Regions from separate parts of the Homo sapiens genome. Here region 1 is linked to region 2. A link is a loop called in an ENCODE intact Hi-C map of the cell type or tissue named here. Cell type or tissue: pancreas. All regions are shown on one strand. Links, peaks and the distances in the headings refer to the core of each region. The heading gives the core; the rest is flanking DNA. Region 1 has its middle 6.0 kb from the start of CCDC124. Region 2 holds the start of SLC5A5 (solute carrier family 5 member 5).

Evidence for each region. Hi-C counts contacts between places; a loop is a spot of excess contacts. Peaks named below come from ENCODE experiments on the same cell type or tissue, not always from the same donor. Only the 100,000 strongest peaks of a DNase experiment are listed, where the experiment ranks them.
Region 1: a loop joins it to region 2, with 3 times the contacts of the local background. A loop is called at or near these places in 88 of 110 quality-filtered maps.

The regions. Positions count from the first base shown.
Region 1 is chr19:17,924,328-17,929,696 of GRCh38, forward strand. No RefSeq gene overlaps it. Among named protein-coding and RNA genes, the nearest start is that of CCDC124, 6.0 kb to the right of the region's middle. RefSeq lists an enhancer at 4,808-4,907. In pancreas, for the core only: no CTCF peak of the experiment used is centred there; no DNase peak of the experiment used is centred there.
Region 2 is chr19:17,868,051-17,873,419 of GRCh38, forward strand. It overlaps SLC5A5 (solute carrier family 5 member 5), which reads left to right and starts at 3,895. Exons shown (of 15, transcript NM_000453.3): 1 at 3,895-4,626. The coding sequence starts at 4,270. RefSeq lists enhancers at 710-1,363, 1,364-2,017. In pancreas, for the core only: a CTCF peak has its summit at 2,405 (motif pointing right); DNase peaks (open chromatin) are centred at 2,291, 3,935, 4,471 and 4,891; H3K27me3 peaks cover 1,816 bases.

The DNA of each region.
Region 1 (5,369 bases), core at 95-5,094, 56 kb after region 2:
ACCGTGTTAGCCAGGATGGTCTCGATCTCCTGACCTGTTGACCCGCCCGCCTTGGCTTCCCAAAGTGCTGGGATTACAGGCGTGAGCCACCGCGCCCAGCCCTGGCTAATTTTTAAAACTTTTTTTAGATAGAGACATGGTCTCTCTATGTTGCCCAGGCTGGTCTTGAACTCCAGAGATCAAGTGATCCTCTGGCTTTAGCCTCTCAAAGTGCTGGGATTACAGGCATGAGCCACTGTGCCTGGCTTTTTTGTAGAAATGGGGTCTTCTTGTGTTGCCCAGGCTGGTCTCAAACTTCTAGGCTCAAAGCAATCCTCCCTCCTTGGTCTTCCAAAGTGCTGGAATTACAAGTGTGAACTGCCATGCTTGACCCTAGACATTTCTTCTTCTTCGTCTTTGAGACAGAGTCTCACTCTATCACCCAGGCTGGAGTGCAATGGCACGATCTCAGCTCACTGCAAACCTCCGCCTCCTGGGTTCAAGCGATTCTCCTCCCTCAGCCTCCCAAGTAGCTGGGATTACAGGCACCACCACCACACCCAGCTAACTTTTGTATTTTTAGTAGAGACAGGGTTTCACCATGTTGATCAGGCTGGTCTCGAACTCCTGACCTCAGGTGATTTGCCTGCCTCAGCCTCCCAAAGTGCTGGGATTATAGGTGTGAGCCACCATGCCTGGCCATGACCCTGGACATTTTTTTTTTTTTTTTGAGACAGAGTCTCGCTCTGTCGCCCAGGCTGGAGTGCAATGGCGCAATCCCGGCTCACTGCAACCTCTGCTTCCCGGGTTCAAGAGATTCTCCTGCCTCAGCCTCCCGAGTAGCTGGGATTACAGGTGCCCGCCACCACGTCCAGCTAAGTTTTTTGTATTTTTAATATAGATGGGGTTTCACCAGGTTACCAGGCTGGTCTCAAACCCCTGACCTCAGGTGATCCACCCGCCTCGGCCTCCCAAAGTGCTGGGATTACAGGCGTGAGCCACCATGCCCGGCCTACCCTGGACATTTTTATAAATGGAATCAGACACTCTATGGGCTTTTGTGCCTGGCTTCTTTCACTCAGCCTCGTGTTTTCAGGGTTCATCCGTGCTGTGGGATGGATCAGTGCTTCATTCCTTTTTATGGCTGCATAGTATTCCATTTCGTGGATTGACCACAGTCTGTTGATCCATGCATCCTTTAAGGGAACAGCTGAATTGTTTCCACCTTTTGGCGATAGTGAACAATACTGCTATAAACGTGTGTGTCTTTTAGTCCTTTTTGAATAGTTAACTGGAGTGGATACTCCTTTTCTCTTTTTTTTTTTTGAGATGGGGTCTCACTCTGTCACCCAGGCTGGAGTGCAGTGGTGTGATCTCAGCTCACTGCAACTTCCACCTCCCAGGTTCAAGCAGTTCTCCTGCCTCAGACTCCCGAGTAGCTGGGACTGCAGGTATGCACCACCACACCTGGCTGAGTTTTGTATTTTTAGTAGAGACAGAGTTTCACTATATTGGTCAGGCTGGTCTCGAACTCTTGACCTCAGGTGATATACCTGCTTCGGCCTCCCAAAGTGCCAGGATTATAGGCGTGGGCCACCATGCCCAGCCATAAAGTGGACACTCCTATTCTGGACATAGAATGACAATGATTTTTCTGCACATAGAATGACAATGATTTTTCCACACATAGAATAACAGTGATTTTCCTTTTCTTTCTCTCTCTTTTTTTTAAATTGGAGACAGGGTCTCACTTTTGTCACCTAGGCTGGAGTGGTGTGACTGTATCTCACTGCAGTCACTCCTTTGGCCAGGGGATGGGGAGGTTTGGCCATGTCTGTGGTTTGGACAATGCTCTTATTTTCATCTGTGGTAAGACTCAATTACGGAAGGGTTTTGATTTTTGTCTGGTTTCATCCTGGACAGAGTGGCCCTGTTTGATGTGGTCATTCTGTGAAATCGTATATGTTCAACCAAAGAACTCCTCGGCTTCACTGTGACTACCAGGTCAACTCCCAGTTGACCAGAGCCTGGGGCCAATTTTTTCTTCTTTACTTTACATTCACCTTCTCGCCTTTGCATATGCTGTTCCTGCTGCTCAGAATGCCTTTCCCTCCCTGTCTTCACTCAGCTCTTTCCTTCTCAATTTTCAGAGTGCTCTTAAATGCCACCTCCTCTGAGAAGCCCTCTGTGATCACCCAGGCTGTGGGCCTCTATAACCCATTTCAGCACCAGACACATCTTTTGGTCACAGTAAGGATTTTTTTTTTTTTTTTGAGCGAGGGTCTCACTCTGTTGCTCAAGCTGGAGTGCATGCAGGCAGTGCAATGGTGGCTCACTGCAGTCTCCAACTCCTGGGCTCAAGTAATCCTCTTGAGTAGCTGGGAAGACGAGCTTGCCACCACGCCAGCTGATTTTTTTTTTATTTTTGTAGAGACAGGGGTCTCTCTATCTTGTCCAGGCAGGTCTCAAAACTCCTGGCCTCAAGTGATCTTCCCACTTTGGTCTCCCAAAGTGCTAGGATTACAGGCGTGAGCCACTGTGGCTGGCCTGTCATCTTTCAAGTTTCCCAAGTGAGGAGAAAAGGGATGGAGAAGGCCAAAAAAAAAAATAAGTTAGAAGAACAGTTCTTCCTATAGGTCTCAATATGTTGCCATGTTCCTATTGAAAGAAAGAAAGAGAAAGAGAGAAAGAAAAGGAAGGAAGGAGAGAGAGAGAGATCAGAAAGAAAAGAAAGGGAAAGGAAGGAAAGATGGAAGACAGGAAGGAAAGAGAAAGAAAGAAAAGAAAGAAAAGAAAAGAAAAGAAAAAGGGAAAGGAAGGAAGAAAAAAGAAAGAAAAAGAACGGAGATAAAGGGGGCTCTAGACAAACATAAAAATTGGATCTTCAAAAGATAATTAATTGGCCAGGTGCGGTGGCTCACGCCTGTAATCCCAGCACTTTGGGAGGCCAAGGCGGGCGGAGCACCTGAGGTCAGAAGTTCGAGACTAGCCTGGCCAACATGGCAAAAACCCGTCTCTACTAAAAATACAAAAATTAGTCAGGCATGGTGGCTCACACCTGTAGTCCCAGCACTTTGGGAGGCCAAGGTGGGAGGATCTCTTGAGCCCAGCAGTTCGAGACCAGCCTGGGCAACAGAGGGAGACCCTATCACAATTTTTTAAAAAACATTTCAAGTAGCCAGGTATGGTGGTACACACCTGTAGTCCCAGCTACTCGGGAGGCTGAGGCAGGAGGATCGTTTGAGCCTGGGAGGTCGAGGCTGCAGTGAGCTATGACTGCACTACTGCACTCCAGCCTGAGCAACAGAGTGAGACCCTGTCTCAAATAAATAAATAAATAAATAAATAACACAACAGATGATCGCCTCATGAGAATTTTGTCTTTCCGTTGTAAGTCTCCTCTCCAGTGGAAAAGTCTCACAGTGGCCACTCAAATTCTAAATTGTCCCCAGTGTGAGGTACCATTGGAGAGAGACATGTTTGGTTTTGGTTTTGTTTTTTTGAGACAGGATCTGGCTCTGTCACCTAGGTTGGAGTGCCGTATTGTGATCATGGTTCACTGCAACCTCTGCCTCCCGGGCTCAAGCGATTCTCCTGCCTCAGCCTCCCGAGTAGCTGGGACTACAGAAGCACAACACTGCGCACAGCTTCCTTCTAAGATTTTGAAATGGTGAAAAGTTGCCCAAAGGACAGTGGTCCAAGGAGATCTTTGGAATACTTTGGCCATCAACACTGACTCAAGGGTGACTTACTGAGTCTAGGCCCGTCCTCTCTTTATCGACGTTTCCCCCGATGGACCCACAGTGCAATCCCAGCACTTTGGGAGGTCGAGGCAGGAGGATCACTTGAGCCCAGGATTCGAGATCAGCCTGGGCAACATGGCGAGACCCTGTCTCTACAAAAAGTAGAAAAATTGGCTGGGTGCGGTGGCTCACACCTGTAATCCCAGCACTTTGGGAGGCCGAGATGGGCGGATCACAAGGTTGAGAGATCAAGACCATCCTGGCCAACATGGTGAAACGCTGTCTCTACTAAAAATACAAAAATTAGCTAGGCTCTGTGGTGAGGCCTGTAGTCCCAGCTACTTGGGAGGCTGAGGCAGGAGGATCACTTGAGCCCAGGATTCGAGATCAGCCTGGGCAACATGGTGAGACCCTGTCTCTACAAAAAGTAGAAAAATTGGCTGGGTGCGGTGGCTCACACCTGTAATCCCAGCACTTTGGGAGGCCGAGATGGGCGGATCACAAGGTTGAGAGATCAAGACCATCCTGGCCAACATGGTGAAACGCTGTCTCTACTAAAAATACAAAAATTAGCTGGGCTTTGTGGTGAGGCCTGTAGTCCCAGCTACTTGGGAGGCTGAGGCAGGAGGATCACTTGAGCCCAGGAGGTCGAGGCTGCAGTGAGCCAAGATTGCACCACTCCACTTTTACCTGGGCAACAAAGTGAGACCTTGATTTTAGACTTGAAGCCTCCAGGACTATGAGAGAATTGATTTGCATTGTTTCCTTTTTTTTTTTTGAGACAGAGTCTTGCTCTGTCTCCCAGGCTGCGGTGCAGTGGCACTATCTCGGCTCACTGCAACCTCTGCCCCCCAGGTTCAAGAGATTCTTCTGCCTCAGCCTCCTGAGTAGCTGGGATTACAGGCGTACACCACCATGTCCGGCTAATTTTTGTATTTTTAGTAGAGACGGGGTTTCACCATGTTGGTCAGGCTGGTCTCGATCTCCTGATCTCAGGAGATCCACCTGCCTTGGCCTTCCAAAGTGCTGGGATTACAGGCATGAGCCACCACGCTCAGCCAATTTCTGTTGTTTTCAAAACCACTAGTTTGTGGTCATTTGCTACTGTAGCCACCAGAAACTCATACAGCCCTGTACAAGAGACAGTCCACAGGAGGAGGTGTCGAGAGAGAAAACAATTTCACCAAGGAACAGAGTGGCTGATCAGAAAACCAAAAAGCCGTGGAGAAACTCATTCCTAGAATAGTAAACGAAATTAACCCTACACAGAAGGGCCCTAATGAGATCATAACTGAAGCTCCAGTCAGCATTAACTTACCTTCCAGCCACAGGCAGAATCACCTTAAGCAGATAGAGACACAAGGGTCTCAGATGTGCACACTATTTTTTTTTTTTTTGAGACAGAGTCTTGCTCTGTCACCCAGGCTGGAGTTCAGTGGTGCAGTCTCAGCTCACTGCAATCTCTGCCTCCCGGGTTCAAGCGATCCTCCTGCCTCAGCCTCCTGAGTAGCTGGGATTACAGGCACACACCACCATGCCCAGCTACTTTTTGTATTTTTGGTAGAGACGGGGTTTCACCCTGTTGGCCAGGCTGGTCTTCAACTCCTGACCTCAGATGATCTGCCTTCCTTGGCCTCCCCAAGTGCT
Region 2 (5,369 bases), core at 237-5,236:
AATCACCGCTCACTGCAGCCTCAACCTCCCCAGCTCAACCAATCCTTCTGCTTCAGCCTCCTAAGTAGCTGGGACCACAGGTGCACACCACCAAACTCGGCTAACTTTTAAAAATTTTTGGCTGGGCATGGTGGCTCACACCTGTAGTCCTAGCACTTTGGGAGGCAGAGGTGGGTGGATCATGTGAGGTCAGGAGTTCGAGACCAGCCTGGCCAACATGGTGAAACCCCTTCTCTACTAAAAATACAACAAACAAACAAACAAACAAAATTGTAGAGTTGGGGTCTCACTATATTGTTCAGGCTGGTCTCCAACTCCTAGCCTCCAGCCATCTTCCTGGCTTGGCCTCCCAAAGTGCTGAGATTACAGGCATGAGCCACCGAAACTGGCCTTTTTGCACTTGTTGAGTGCAGAGTTGAAGTTCAAGGACAGATTCTGGCTCCCCATGGCGTGGGTTCAAATCCCACTGTCACTCCTAGCTCACAGAAGGGGAATTGATGTCCAGGGCCACCCAGCAGGTCGTGCTGCAGTCACAGCAGCTCACAACTTCTCACCCCAACCCCTGCTGCATCTCCCAGGGAACCAAGGGGCAGGGGACAGCGCCCCGACACTGCCACCACTCTCCCATTCCTGCACATTCTGCTCACATTGTCTGCCGCGGCCTTGGGCCCTTCCTAACTCACATCCTGGGGTCCTGCTGCCCGCTTCTGTCATTGGAATCACAGTCAAGGAAGGTGTGACCTGATTCTCCCCACTCTGCTGCTTTTCCTCTCCAGGCTCACAATTCCCTCCGCTAGGGCAGGAGATGGTCCTGCACACTCTGCAGGGGCCTTCACTCCAGGCCTCCTTAGGAATTCCAAAGTGCTTTCCAAATCCACCCCCCTCCCCCCACTCGGCAGCCACCCCACTCCCGCCACTTGGATATGACCCATTTTTCAGAATCTAGAAATCTCATCAGACTCCTCACCTGCTCCAAACTCTCCTACAGTTCCCCAGCACCCTCAGAACAAAATCCACACCCCTTCCGGAGGCCCAGAAGATACCCCGTGATTGTCTGTCTCTGCTCAACCTGTATCCAGGCTGGAATTCACTGGTGTGATCACTGCTCACTGCAGCCTTGACCTCCCGGGCTCTGGCGATCCTCCCACCTCAGCCTCCCAAAGTGCTGGGATTATAAGTGTGAGCCACAGTGCCCAGCTGAAATCAGTATTTATCTGCTGGTGAGGTCAGGGCCATCACCACCCTGGGGTGGGTCCACCTGGATCATGCTGTGTCCCCAGCACCTGCCGGAGGGCCCTGCACACAGTATGCACTCAATGAACCGGCCTCAGCCCAGGCCTCTGGCCGCAGCCTGGACCCCACGGTGGGAAGAAGAGAAGCTATGCCTTCCCAGAACTTCCCTGGAGAGAAGGGGTCCATTTACATGTATTTGCACAATTTGCATATGTTTACATTGGTCGGCAGGGCTTTGCAAGTAGGGGATCCCGCTCGGATCTCCCATTGATTGATTGATTGATTGATTGAGACAGTCTCGCTCTGTCGCCAGGCTGGAGTGCAGTGGCACGATCTCGGCTCACTGCAACCTCCGCCTCCCGGGTTCAAGCGATTCTCCTGCCTCAGTCTCCCGAGTAGCTGGGACTACAGGCGCGTGCCATCACGCCCGGCTAATTTTTGTATTTTTAGTAGAGACGGGGTTTCACCACGTTGGCCTGGATGGTCTCGATTTCCTGACCTCGTGATCCGCCCGCGTCGGCCCCCCAAAGTGCTAGGATTACAGGCGTGAGCCACCGCGCCCAGCCTTGATTTTTATTTATTTATTTGTTTATTTATTTATTTTTTGAGACGGAATCTCTCTCTGTCGCCCAGGCTGGAGTGAAGTGGCGCGATCTCGGCTCACTGCAACCTCCACCTCCCGGGCTCAAGCGATTCTCCCGCCTCAGCCTCCCAAGTAGCTGGGATTACAGGCGGCCGCCACCACGCCCGGCTAATTCTTGTATTTTTAGTAGAGACGGGGTTTCACCATGTTGGCCAGACTGGTCTTGAACGGATCTCAAGAGACCCGTCCGCCTCGGCCCCCCAAAGTGCTGGGATTACAGGAGTGAGACACCGCACCCGGCCGGATCTCCCCTTTTCCAACGGGGTTTCCAGGAGGATGCCTGACCAGGGTGGAAGGAGAAAGAACTAGGTGCCTAACCCACTCTCCTGGCGAGGGCAGGAGGTACGCTCCAGCCGGCAACAGGTGCCCGCGTAGCCGCCGCAGTGTCACAGCCCCGGGGGAGGGACAGGTCCACCCTGCACAGCAGAGAGGGAGCAAGAGGACTGTCCGGGGGTTACGTGGGGACGCGTTGAGAAACGCTGGACCCAGCTGGAGCGGCCAGGGCAGAGGGTAGGCCAGAGGAGGCCACCAGGGAGCAGCAGAGGCTGGCGAGAAGCGCTCAAAAGCCCTTTTTTTTTTTTTTTTTTTTTTTTTGGAGACGGGGTCTTGCTGTGCTGCCCAGGCTGGAGTGCTGTGCAGTTCTCGACCACAGCTCATTGCAGCCTCGAACTTCCACGCTCAAGCGATCCTCCCACTTCAGCCTCCTGAGTAGCTGGGATTACAGGCATGTGCCACCACGCCTCGCTAATATTTGTATTTTTCATACAGACAAGATCTCACTATGTTGCTCAGGGTAGTCTCGAATTCTGGGACTCAAATGATCCTCCCACTTCAGCCTCCCAAAGTGCTGGGATTACAGGCATAAGCCATCATGCCCGGCCTCTGACGCTGTTTCTTTCAACCCCCAGGATTTCAGATTCCACCAGCTTATGGAGAAGGGAACCAAGTTTGAGATGCGTGATTGCCCAGAAAGTTGGAGGCTGAGCTGAGACTTGAACCCAGAGACCAGAACCTCCAGAGGTCAAAGTCCTCCTGGGTCCCCCAGAGAAGGGCCCTGAGATGACAGCTCGTTGGTCCTCATGGAAGCGTGACCCCCCCAGTAGACTTTCTCCCACACCCAACCTTGGTTTCCTCATCTATATGATAGGGACAAGCCAGACTCTACCTCCCTGGTGGTCATGGTCTCCGCTTATTCGGGTTCATAACCTTAAAGGCCCCTCGCACCACCTCAGTGAGCCATTTATGCCTGGCACAGGGCCAACTCTCAGTGCATATCTGCAAAGGAACCAATGAATGAATGAATGAAGTGACAAATGAATAAAGGAATAAATGAATGAGGCACTTATCATGTACCAGGCTTTCGTTACCACGTCCCATTTATTCCTCTGAGGCAGGGTCTATTTTATCCTTGTTACAGATGGGGAAACTAAGGCCCAGGGAGGAGCAAAGTCTTCCCCAAGTATGTACCCACTCAGAACTTGAGCTCTGAATGTCTCCCACCCAGCTTAGCCCAAGAGCGGGGTTCAGTGATGCCCACCCCCTAAGGCTCTAGAGAAAGGGGGTAGGCCCACATGCCAGTTTGGGGGTGGTAAAGCCAGGTAAGTTTTCTTTATGGGTCCCCTGAAACCCTGAAAGTGAACCCCAGTCCTGCATGAAAGTGAGCTCCCCATAGCTCAAGGTATTCAAGCACAATACGGCTTTGAGTGCTGAAGCAGGCTGTGCAGGCTTGGATAGTGACATGCCCTCTCTGAGCCTCAATTTCCCCACCTGTCAACAGCAGACAGTGACAGCTGTGATCAGGGGATCACAGTGCATGGGGATGGGTGGGTGCATGGGGATGGAGGGGCATTTGGGAGCCCTCCCCGATACCACCCCCTGCAGCCACCCAGATAGCCTGTCCTGGCCTGTCTGTCCCAGTCCAGGGCTGAAAGGGTGCGGGTCCTGCCCGCCCCTAGGTCTGGAGGCGGAGTCGCGGTGACCCGGGAGCCCAATAAATCTGCAACCCACAATCACGAGCTGCTCCCGTAAGCCCCAAGGCGACCTCCAGCTGTCAGCGCTGAGCACAGCGCCCAGGGAGAGGGACAGACAGCCGGCTGCATGGGACAGCGGAACCCAGAGTGAGAGGGGAGGTGGCAGGACAGACAGACAGCAGGGGCGGACGCAGAGACAGACAGCGGGGACAGGGAGGCCGACACGGACATCGACAGCCCATAGATTCCTAACCCAGGGAGCCCCGGCCCCTCTCGCCGCTTCCCACCCCAGACGGAGCGGGGACAGGCTGCCGAGCATCCTCCCACCCGCCCTCCCCGTCCTGCCTCCTCGGCCCCTGCCAGCTTCCCCCGCTTGAGCACGCAGGGCGTCCGAGGACGCGCTGGGCCTCCGCACCCGCCCTCATGGAGGCCGTGGAGACCGGGGAACGGCCCACCTTCGGAGCCTGGGACTACGGGGTCTTTGCCCTCATGCTCCTGGTGTCCACTGGCATCGGGCTGTGGGTCGGGCTGGCTCGGGGCGGGCAGCGCAGCGCTGAGGACTTCTTCACCGGGGGCCGGCGCCTGGCGGCCCTGCCCGTGGGCCTGTCGCTGTCTGCCAGCTTCATGTCGGCCGTGCAGGTGCTGGGCGTGCCGTCGGAGGCCTATCGCTATGGCCTCAAGTTCCTCTGGATGTGCCTGGGCCAGCTTCTGAACTCGGTCCTCACCGCCCTGCTCTTCATGCCCGTCTTCTACCGCCTGGGCCTCACCAGCACCTACGAGGTACCGGACAGAGGCCCGGGGGTAGGACCTGCCCCACTGGCAGTGCTGGGACCCCGTGTGGGGGAGGCGCTGGGGCTTTGGGCCGCTGTACAGGAGGACGCGGATGGCACCTCGGTGCTTTAACGGAAGGGGCCCCTAGGCAGACACGTGGGGAGGGTTCTAGGAAGAGGCCCCAGGCGCCCGGCGAGGGGCAGGAAGGAGGAAGAGAGAGCCTGGCGTCCTGCTCCTTCGGTGGAAGCGCGCGCGGGGCGGGGCCCGGCTCGACCAGGTGTGTCCTCACGGGTGGACACACACCTGCCCCCCACCTGCCCGGGCGTGCAGACCCACGTGTGCGCGCTAGAGGGGACTGCTGACGGCTCCGGGGTTCGAAACCTGGCTTCACTGCTTTCTTGTATCTTGGGCAAGGGGCGTGCCTCTCTGTTTGGGTTTCCCAGCTGTCCAATGGGCGAATTACAGGACCTCCCTCCAGGGGAGAGGGTAAAGCGATTAAAATCGTGACCGGGGCCCGGTGCGGTGGCTCACGCCTGTAATCCCAGCACTTTGGGAGGCCAAAGCATGCAGATCACCTGAGGTCAGGAGTTCAAGACCAGCCTGGCCAACATGGCGAAACCCCGTCTCTACTAAAAATACAAAAATTAGCCGGATGTGGTGGTGGGCACCTGTAATCCCAGCTACTTGGGAGGCTAAGACAGGAGAATTGCTTGAACCCGGGAGGTTGCAGTGAGCCGATATCGCGTCACTGC